Regions from separate parts of the Homo sapiens genome. Here region 2 is linked to region 1. A link is an interaction called in ENCODE POLR2A ChIA-PET data of the cell type or tissue named here. Cell type or tissue: HepG2. All regions are shown on one strand. Each heading gives the region's core, and the rest is flanking DNA. Links, peaks and the distances in the headings are about the cores only.

The links. Peaks named below come from ENCODE experiments on the same cell type or tissue, not always from the same donor. Only the 100,000 strongest peaks of a DNase experiment are listed, where the experiment ranks them.
Region 2: POLR2A ChIA-PET joins it to region 1 with 5 read pairs; 3 of 35 experiments call an interaction of 5 or more read pairs at or near these places.

What each region holds. Positions count from the first base shown.
Region 1 is chr10:102,986,760-102,991,157 of GRCh38, forward strand. The region is part of intron 1 of CNNM2 (cyclin and CBS domain divalent metal cation transport mediator 2); the gene reads left to right. Among named protein-coding and RNA genes, the nearest start is that of CNNM2, 71 kb to the left of the region's middle. In HepG2, for the core only: no CTCF peak of the experiment used is centred there; a DNase peak (open chromatin) is centred at 2,402; H3K4me3 peaks cover 1,059 bases.
Region 2 is chr10:103,141,178-103,145,575 of GRCh38, forward strand. All of the region lies in intron 3 of NT5C2 (5'-nucleotidase, cytosolic II), which reads right to left. Among named protein-coding and RNA genes, the nearest start is that of NT5C2, 50 kb to the right of the region's middle. In HepG2, for the core only: no CTCF peak of the experiment used is centred there; no DNase peak of the experiment used is centred there.

The DNA of each region.
Region 1 (4,398 bases), core at 237-4,236:
ACAGTGCAAGACTCAGTCTCAAAAAAAAAAAAAAAAAGTTTTTATCCTCCAGATCGTAGAATTATATTACTAGAGGTGGTGATTCAGCAGAAGCTGGATAAGCAATAATAGGGATTTTGTGTAAGTGTTGACATATGGGTAGGGTGGGCTAGGTGATTTGCTAATAGTGAGATATTTTGATTCAAGTATAAATTTCAGTAGTTGCAGATGAACACAGAAGGAACAAGCACAGATTTCTGCTGATGGTTAGTAAGACAACATTGCCAAGGGAGGGTGTCCCCAGAAGAGCAGAAAACCTAATATGAAAGCTCAAATTTAAAAGATGGAAGCAGGAAGTAAACTGCTGAAGGAGAATGTTCAGAGGAAGAAAACCAGAGGGTTTAGGGTACAAAGGCTGAGGGTGGAGAGTTTGAAGGAAGAAGAAGAAATTAGAGAACCATAAAGAAAATGATATATTCTAAAGCGGTAGTCCTCAAGGTAAATTGCATGTAGCTGTGCCTTGGGATGCAGTAGGACTTACATATATATATATGAATGAATATGCATATACATTAAGCTTATTATTATTATTATTATTTTGAGACGGAGTCTCGCTCTGTCACCCAGACTGGAGTGCAGTGGCGTGATCTCGGCTCACTGCAAGCTCCGCCTCCCAGGTTCACGCCATTCTCCTGCCCCAGCCTCCTGAGTAGCTGGGACCACAGGTGCCCACCACCACGCCTGGCTAATTTTTTTGTATTTTTAGTAGAGGTGGGGTTTCACCATGTTGGCGAGGATGGTCTCGAACTGCTGACCTCGTGATCTGCCCGCCTCGGCCTCCCAAAGTGCTGGGATTACAGGCTTGAGCCACTGCGCCCGGCCAAGCTTATTTTTATATGGATTTCATGATGTATATATTTTGTAATATATATAATTTATAAGTAAATATAAATTAGGGAGGTGTACTCAACATTTTCATAGAATACATAGTCAAAAATGGTTTGCAACCTCTGCTCTAACAAAAATAAAACACCCTACATCTTTGGTTCAAGATTGTCACCCCCAACAGTTGTGTGAAATGTGGGGCAGGAATTATCACTATTTTCCTTTGGAAATTAAGGTTCCAAAGATAATGAGACCAGAGCCAAAGGTCAGAGTCCACTGTCTTCTCTCTGAGGCCTCAATGTGAAGACCTGAACTGTGGCAGCAGATAATTCTGGAGACCTGTTAATCAGCTGTATGCACCACGCTACTTAATTGATTTAGAAATATTGAAAAGGCCGGGCATGGTGGCTCATGCCTGTAATCCCAGCACTTTGGGAGGCCGAGGCGGGTGGATCACCTGAGGTCAGGAGTTTGAGACCAGCCTCGGTAACCTGGTGAAACCCCGTCTCTATTAAAAATACAAAAAAACTTAGCCGGGAGTGGTGGTGGGCGCCTGTAATCCCAGCTACTTGGGAGGCTGAGGCAGGAGAATCACTTGAACCTGGGAGGCGGAGGTTGCAGTGAGCCGGGATTGCACCTAGTGCATTCCAGCCTGGGCAACAGAGCGAGGCTGTTTCAAAAAAATAATAATAGAAATATTGAAAAGGCGTGGGACAAAGATAGGGTCTCAAGACCCTTACTGTAGTCAGGGGTGTTAATACGTTTTAGACTGAAACCTGTGAATGCTCACAGGTGCAAATGAAAGTGACACAGATACTACAAAAGTGCTTTCGTTTGACCACAAAGAAATTCTATAGGTCTGGGATTCTCAAAGTTTTGACATGTCATTTTAAGAATCTTATACAAAGTATAGACCTTTTCCCCAGAAGTATGCATACACACACATACTTTGGCATACAGTTTGAGTGAATGTCTCGTTCTGCAGCTGCCCTAGAGCATCCAGGGACCTCAGCTCATCATTTGCTAACTTTACCAAATGATGGGTTAAAATTCTCTTCCTTGGTAAAATTCTGCCCACACCCTATCTTTTGGGCACTTAATTATACCTAAAAATAGCATTGAGAAAAGCAGCTATTTCATCCACAATTAGAGAATATTCTTGAGTCCAGCATCAAAGCCATTATGGTGCTTTGATCAATAAGTTTGTTCTCCACGGAAGTGAGGCTTAATGGCTTAGGTGACCGACTAACTTTCTCCTTAGTTGCTCTAGAAGTCACCTGTGAATGAGCCCTTTCAAAGGGAATGATTTTGACTTCTGAAAACTTAAGCAGATTAGAAGCCTTGAGTATAGGATTTAGAATAAGAAGTACTCAGTAGTAACCCTGGTTGTCTAACTACACAGGCTTGTATGATTTGAACTTTTGTTGTTGTTGCTCTTCTGGTTTCCTTAAACACCAGACAGATCCGATTACAATTCTAAATATTTAGTTCTGTGCAAACAGGAACAGCTCAACAGTTCACCTTCACTGAGTAACGTATGTCTATTTAGATAAGCAAACTACTGTTGCAAAAACCCTGGCAAAATGTCAGGATGAGCAGGGGAAACTTTCATTATCTTTTCAGCCATCCGAACAGTTCCCCAAGAATCGGACATTTTTGAGACTTAACTAGTCAAGGTTAAATTACTCATTGTTCAGTGAGTAAATTCTGTCTAAAGACTTAGCTGGGGTCGTCTTTATTTTATTTTTTTCATTCTTCTTTTTTTTTGGAGGTTACTTCAACAAATAAAGTTTTATTTTTATTTAGGCTTTCCTTGTATTTTAGGGAAGAGAAAATATTTGCTTTATGTTCTTAAAGTGAGTTTAAAAAAAAAATGGTACATTTAAAGATAGTTTGGGGACGGGCATGGTGACTCATGCCTGTAATCCCAGCACTTTGGGAGGCTGAGGCGGGCGGATCACCTTAGGTCAAGAGTTCGAGACCAGCCTGGCCAACATGGCGAAACCCGATCTCTACTAAAAATACAAAAATTAGCCAGGCATGGTGGCGCATCCTTGTGGTCCCAGCTACTTGGGAGGCTGAGGCAGGAGAATTGTTTGACCCAGGAGACGGAGGTTGCAGTGAGCTGAGATGGCACCACTGCACTCCAGCCTGGGCGACAGAGTGAGAATCCTATCTCAAAATAAAATACAATTTGGGGTTTCTTAATGCCTATACTCCTTTGTTTAACTATAGGGCTTCTAGTTCTTTAAAGATGATTAGTGATTGTACAAAAGGTATAATATAATAATTATAACAGCCTCTTACTTTTCATATCCATTAAACTTTTTTTTTTTTTTGAGACAGAGTCTGGCTCTGTCACCCAGGCTGCAGTGCAGTGGTGCAATCTCGTCTCACTGCAACCTCTCCCTCCCCGGTTCAAGCGATTCTCATGCCTCAGCCTCCCAAGTAGCTGGGATTATAGGCATGTGCCACCACACCTGGCTAATTCTTTGTTGTTTTTTGTTTGTTTGTTTGTTTTTAGTAGAGATAGGGTTTCATTATGTTGGCCAGGCTGATCTCGAACTCCTCACCTCAGGTGATCCGCCTGCCTTGGCTTCCCAAAGTGCTGGGATTACAGGTGTGAGCCACCGCGCCCGGTTTAAGCCACCGTGCCCGGTCTTAAACTTTCAAGTAGACAGGACACACTGGCTACTTGTGTGCCCCCAGATGTATAGAATTATGTTACTAGGGATGGGGATGCTACAGAAGCTGGATAAGCAATTGTAGGGATTTTGCGTGGGAATAAAAGTGTGGAATGGCTAAGGTTAAACTGGCCAGTTTAAGAAAACTGAAGAGCAAGATGGCTTTAGTAAGTGGTATAGATGAATAGAATCAGAAAAATAATAGAAACAGTTTCTATTAGTGTAGTTCCCAATAGGCATTAAGTAGGAGAATTCTAACTTTAAGCTATAGCAATGGCTCTAAGTCTTCATGTGTACAAAGTTCTTGGAAGTAAAAGTGAAAGGGGTGGGCGTAGAATGAGCCTCATTCCTAACCAGAACACTCATCACTGACCACCTATACTTGTTTTGTAACAGAGTGAAGCGATCTTTAATGCAATTTTGATATTCTTTCCATCCACTCTTGCATTTTGTTCTTTGAGGTGTGAGAGAAGTGTGTATCTGTCCGTTCCTTAATGTACAGTGCCTTGAATGGTTGACGGTGTGGAACTTTAAAGATCTTTGTGTAAATTTACCTTCTGATTTCTTTTACCCCCTGTTCCTCAGCCTACATGGAGAACTTTCACTGTAATTGGAGAGTAGGAATAGTTATCTCTGTGTACAAATGAGACCCAATTCTTACATTTTCCATTGTGGCTGTAGGAAATTTTATTTTATTTTGAGACATTCTTGCTCTGTTGCCCAGGCTGGAGTGCGGTGGTGCGATCTCGGCACACTGCAACCTCTGCTTCCCAGGTTCAAGCAATTCTCCTGCCTCAGCCTCCCGAGTAGCTGGGATTACAGGCGTGTGCCACCATGCCAGGCTAATATT
Region 2 (4,398 bases), core at 148-4,147, 150 kb after region 1:
TGGGAGCAGTGGCTCACACCTGTAATCCCAGCATTTTGAGAGGCCGAGGCAGGCAGATGGCTTTAGCTCAAGAGTTCTAGACCAGCCTAGGTTAACATGGTGAGAACCCAACTCTACAAAAAATACAAAAATCAGCTGGGGATGGTGGTGTGCACCTGTGGTCCCAGCTACTTGGGAGGCTGAGGTAGGAGGATTGCTTGAGTCTACGAGATCAAGGCTGTAGTGAGCCAAGATCACACCACTGCACTTCAGCCTGGGCAGCAGAGTGAGACCCTGTTCCCAAAAAAATAACAAATAAATTAAAAATTGAAAAATATTATCCAAGTCTTTCTTATACAGTAAATGAAATCAGATATTATACAAAAATATACAGATTTGTGTATTGTGTCCTGGCATTAAAAATGCCATGTATTCAAGATTTCAGGGAAGAGGCTCTCCTTTCCAAAGTCTGACCCCATAAAATAAGATTACTTTTGGGATTTTATAACTCATTCACTTATTAATTTATAATTTATTTAATAAACAAGTCATTTAAAGCCCACTGAAGATAAAAATATAGACTAATTAAATAAATAGCTACTGTCTATTACACCCAGATACTGTGATTGAACAAAAGACTGTACCAGCCCTCATGAAACTTATATTGTAATTTACTCTGTTTATCCTTGAGGAACTCAGCCTACTAGGAAGGAGACCTTTAAATAATTTCAGCAATTCAGTAAGTACTATAAAATAACATGGAGGAGAGAGTACCAGTTGTTTAGAGAGGTCAGGAAGAAATGTTTGAACTGAATCTTAATCAATCAGTAGTTTTCCATTAGGAAAATGCAAGAAAGGCAACGCAGGCAAAATAACCAAGCAAAGAAAAGGTTTACAGTAAACTACAAAGCATTTATTGTGGCTGGAGTTGAGAAGCTTTCTTTGGTTTTGCTTCTGTTTGTTTTCACAGAAAGAGGTTTTCCAGGGGGCAAGGATGGGGGAAGGAGCAATAAAAGCTATGAAAGGTTAGTAGGGGTCAAAATCCTGAAGATTTTGTAAGCCACATTAGGGAATTTGGACTTTATCCCGCATTTAAGACCAAAATATCAGAGTTTAAGGAAATGAAATAATCAGAAAGATCACTATGAAGACATAGGAAAAACTGAACATATAATAGTATGGTAGATCATCAGCATGATGGTCTTTCAGGGTAAGTTTTAATCATCTTTAAAAATAAAGGCCAGGTGTAGTAGCTCACGCCTGTAATCCCAGTACTTTACAAGGCAGGCAGATCGCTTGAGCACAGGAGTTCGAAACCAGCCTAGGCAACATGGCAAAACCCCGTCTCCACAAAAAATACAAAAAAAAGCTGGGTGTGGTGGCACATGCCTGTAGTCCCAGTTACTCGGGAGGCTGAAGTGGGATCTCCTGAGCCTGAGAGGCAGAAGTTGCAATGAGCCAAGATTGTACCACTGCATTCCAGCATGGGTGACAGAGTAAGACCCTGTTTCAAAAAGAAAAAAAAGAAAGAAGAAAAGAAAGGAAGGGCCAGGCACGGTGGCTCACGCCTGTAATTCCAACACTTTGGGAGGCTGAGGCGGGTGGATCACGAGGTCAGGAGTTCAAGACCAGCCTGGCCAACATGGTGAAACCCTGTCTCTACTAAAAATACAAAAATTAGCTGAGCATGGTGGCGTGTTCCTGTAATCCCAGCTACTCAGGAGGCTGAGGTAGGAGAACTGCTTGAGCCTAGACCCGGGAGGCAGAGGTTGCCGTGAGCCAAGATCACACCACTGCACTCCAGCCTGGGCTACAAAGCAAGATTCCATCAAAAAAAAAAAAAAAAAGAAGAATAGAAAAGAGAAAAGAAAAGAGGAAAGGGAACGGAAAGGGAAAAGACAGAAAATAAGGTTATCCTTTCCACTTGATCCTCAGCTTGGTAGCCAAAGTTAAAACTGCATGGCTTCTCCTCTTATTACCAAACCTTTTCTTTGTCTTCATTTCATAAGTAACTGTAGGAAATTAGAATGATATAGATCAGTGGATCTCAAAACTGCAGTGTACATCAAAATCACAATCACCTGAGTAACTTGTTAAAAATAAAAAAGCCTGGGCTGGGCTCCCCCATCAGTGATCTAGGTCAATGGTCTCCAAAGAAGAGTAACTGCATCAAGGGATGCAAAAAGCCTCCACTGGGATACAGAAAGAAAATATCAGATCTTCTATTGATATTTACCTCACCATTTAAAAATGCCTAATTTATATATTTATATATGTTTCTTATTTATTTTCAAGACAGAGTCTTACTCTGTTGCCCAGGCTGGAGTACAGTGGTGTGATAATGGCTCACTGCAGCCTCAACCTCCCAGGCTCATGTTATCCTCCTACCTCAGCCTCAGCCTCCCAAGTAGCTGGGACCACAGGTACGCACCACCATGTCCAGCTATTTTTTTTTTTTTTTTTTTTTTTTTTTTTTGTAGAGATGGCCTTGGAGACTTTTTTTAAAAAGGAGTTTGAGACCAGAAGTGGTGCCTCACACCTATAATCCCAGCACTTTGGGAGGCCAAGGTGGGAGGACTGCTTCAGCCCAGGAGTCTGAGACCAGCCTGGGCAATATAGTGAGACCCTATCTCAACAAAAAATAAAAAATTAGCCACGTGTAGTGGCACATGCCTATAGTCTCAGCTACTCAAGAGGCTGAGGCAGGAAGATCACTTGAGCCCAAGAGGTCAAGGCTGCAGCGAACTGAGATCGTGCCACTGCATTCTAGCCTGGGCAACAGAGCAAGACCCTGTCTCAAACAAAGAAACAAAAAACACCCTCCAACCTCCAGCCCCCAAACATATCACCTTCTAATATTTCATCAAATATCACCCTGTTATTACTGATAAAAGCATCTACTTTATTATATTTTCCCAGTTACATAAATCCTTTTGAAAGTACAACAGGGATAAAAGACAAAATAATGGTTGTAGCTCTAGAAACTAAATGTAACTACTGAAGGCTTTTCAAACAGATTCTTAATTCAGGCTAGAGAGCCAACTGGATCAAATCCTTGATCAGGCCCTAACAGCTGACATGCCTAAAATATTCTATGGGAATACAAGCAGGAATGGATTGGGGATGATTTTTTCCCTTGTGATACAATCCAGGAGAGAAGTATGCGGAACGACATAATAAAAGAAACAGCTTTTACTCTCATAGAAGAAAGATGCTAGCTAGCTTCAAGCACAGCTAACATTACAGGAAAAAGGAGATTTTGCTGTTAATGTCAATCAGTGCTTAAGACAAGAACAACAGTCTCAGCCAAGTACCAGCTTCTTTCTTTGTTAGAAAAGAGATTAAGCTTGTACTGTCATGAAAATATATCAAATCATTTATGTATATTTTTAAGGATTCAAAGATTATAATGTACCTTTATTATCTATGTAAACTCTAGGAATAACATATTTCAGGAATATGAAAATCTGGTTTTGCCAAAATAATCATTGCTACATATCCATCAAATTGCACTTCTCCTCTCTTTAACCTAGTCACATTAACTATTCAATCAACACATTCATTGTCTACTACAAAGCAGATACCATTTTGTGACATATGTCATATAAGCTGTTCTTTAGGGAGCAGAAAGAGCTAGGACAGACTTTATAAGAGTCTAAAATTAGGAAATATGATGTTTTCCTATGAAGTTCTACCAAATATCCTTTATCTTTCCATTTTCATTCAAAATAAGTGCTCTAACCACAAAAGCAATTCCTGAACTTAGAAACAATCACTTCTGTCTCCCCCCAATTCATTTCTATTATGATATTTATAAAAATGAAAAGCCTCACATATATTCTCATCTTTCCTTTTCTTTCCCTAATCTAGGCTACAAAACATGAGGGGAGGCGCAGTGTGGAATTAAATCTAATTTGTTGTATGAATAGCTGAAGTGCATAAGCAAAGCTATAATGGCAAAATAGAACAGCTGTATTATAGAGAACTGCAATAAGCCAAATATAGTTATTTGGCTATATATTCCACAGTTTACAAAGATAATAAACACCCAAATGCTTAAAGTATGCAGTGACTTCAGCACAGAGGCAGCCTTAAAGCATGAAATACCATGTCTCCAGGATACAGTCTTCAAGAGAAACTAATCTCTTGGTCTCAAACTAATGACTACTCTTCACTGAGGTTATAGCAAAACAAAGTGTTAGGTACTATATCAACTAAAAGGTACTATATCAATTACAAGGCTGGCCCACTGCCCCATCATACATTTCAAAACAAAAAGATTTATCTGCTTGAGGAATCCAAAAATTTCTATTGGTCTCCGGACCTTGACTGTACCTTTGCCAATGTCAGTTTACTGTGTCACATTTCTAAATTATTAACAAGTGGAACATACTCCACCCCTATGTTCAAGAGCTTGAA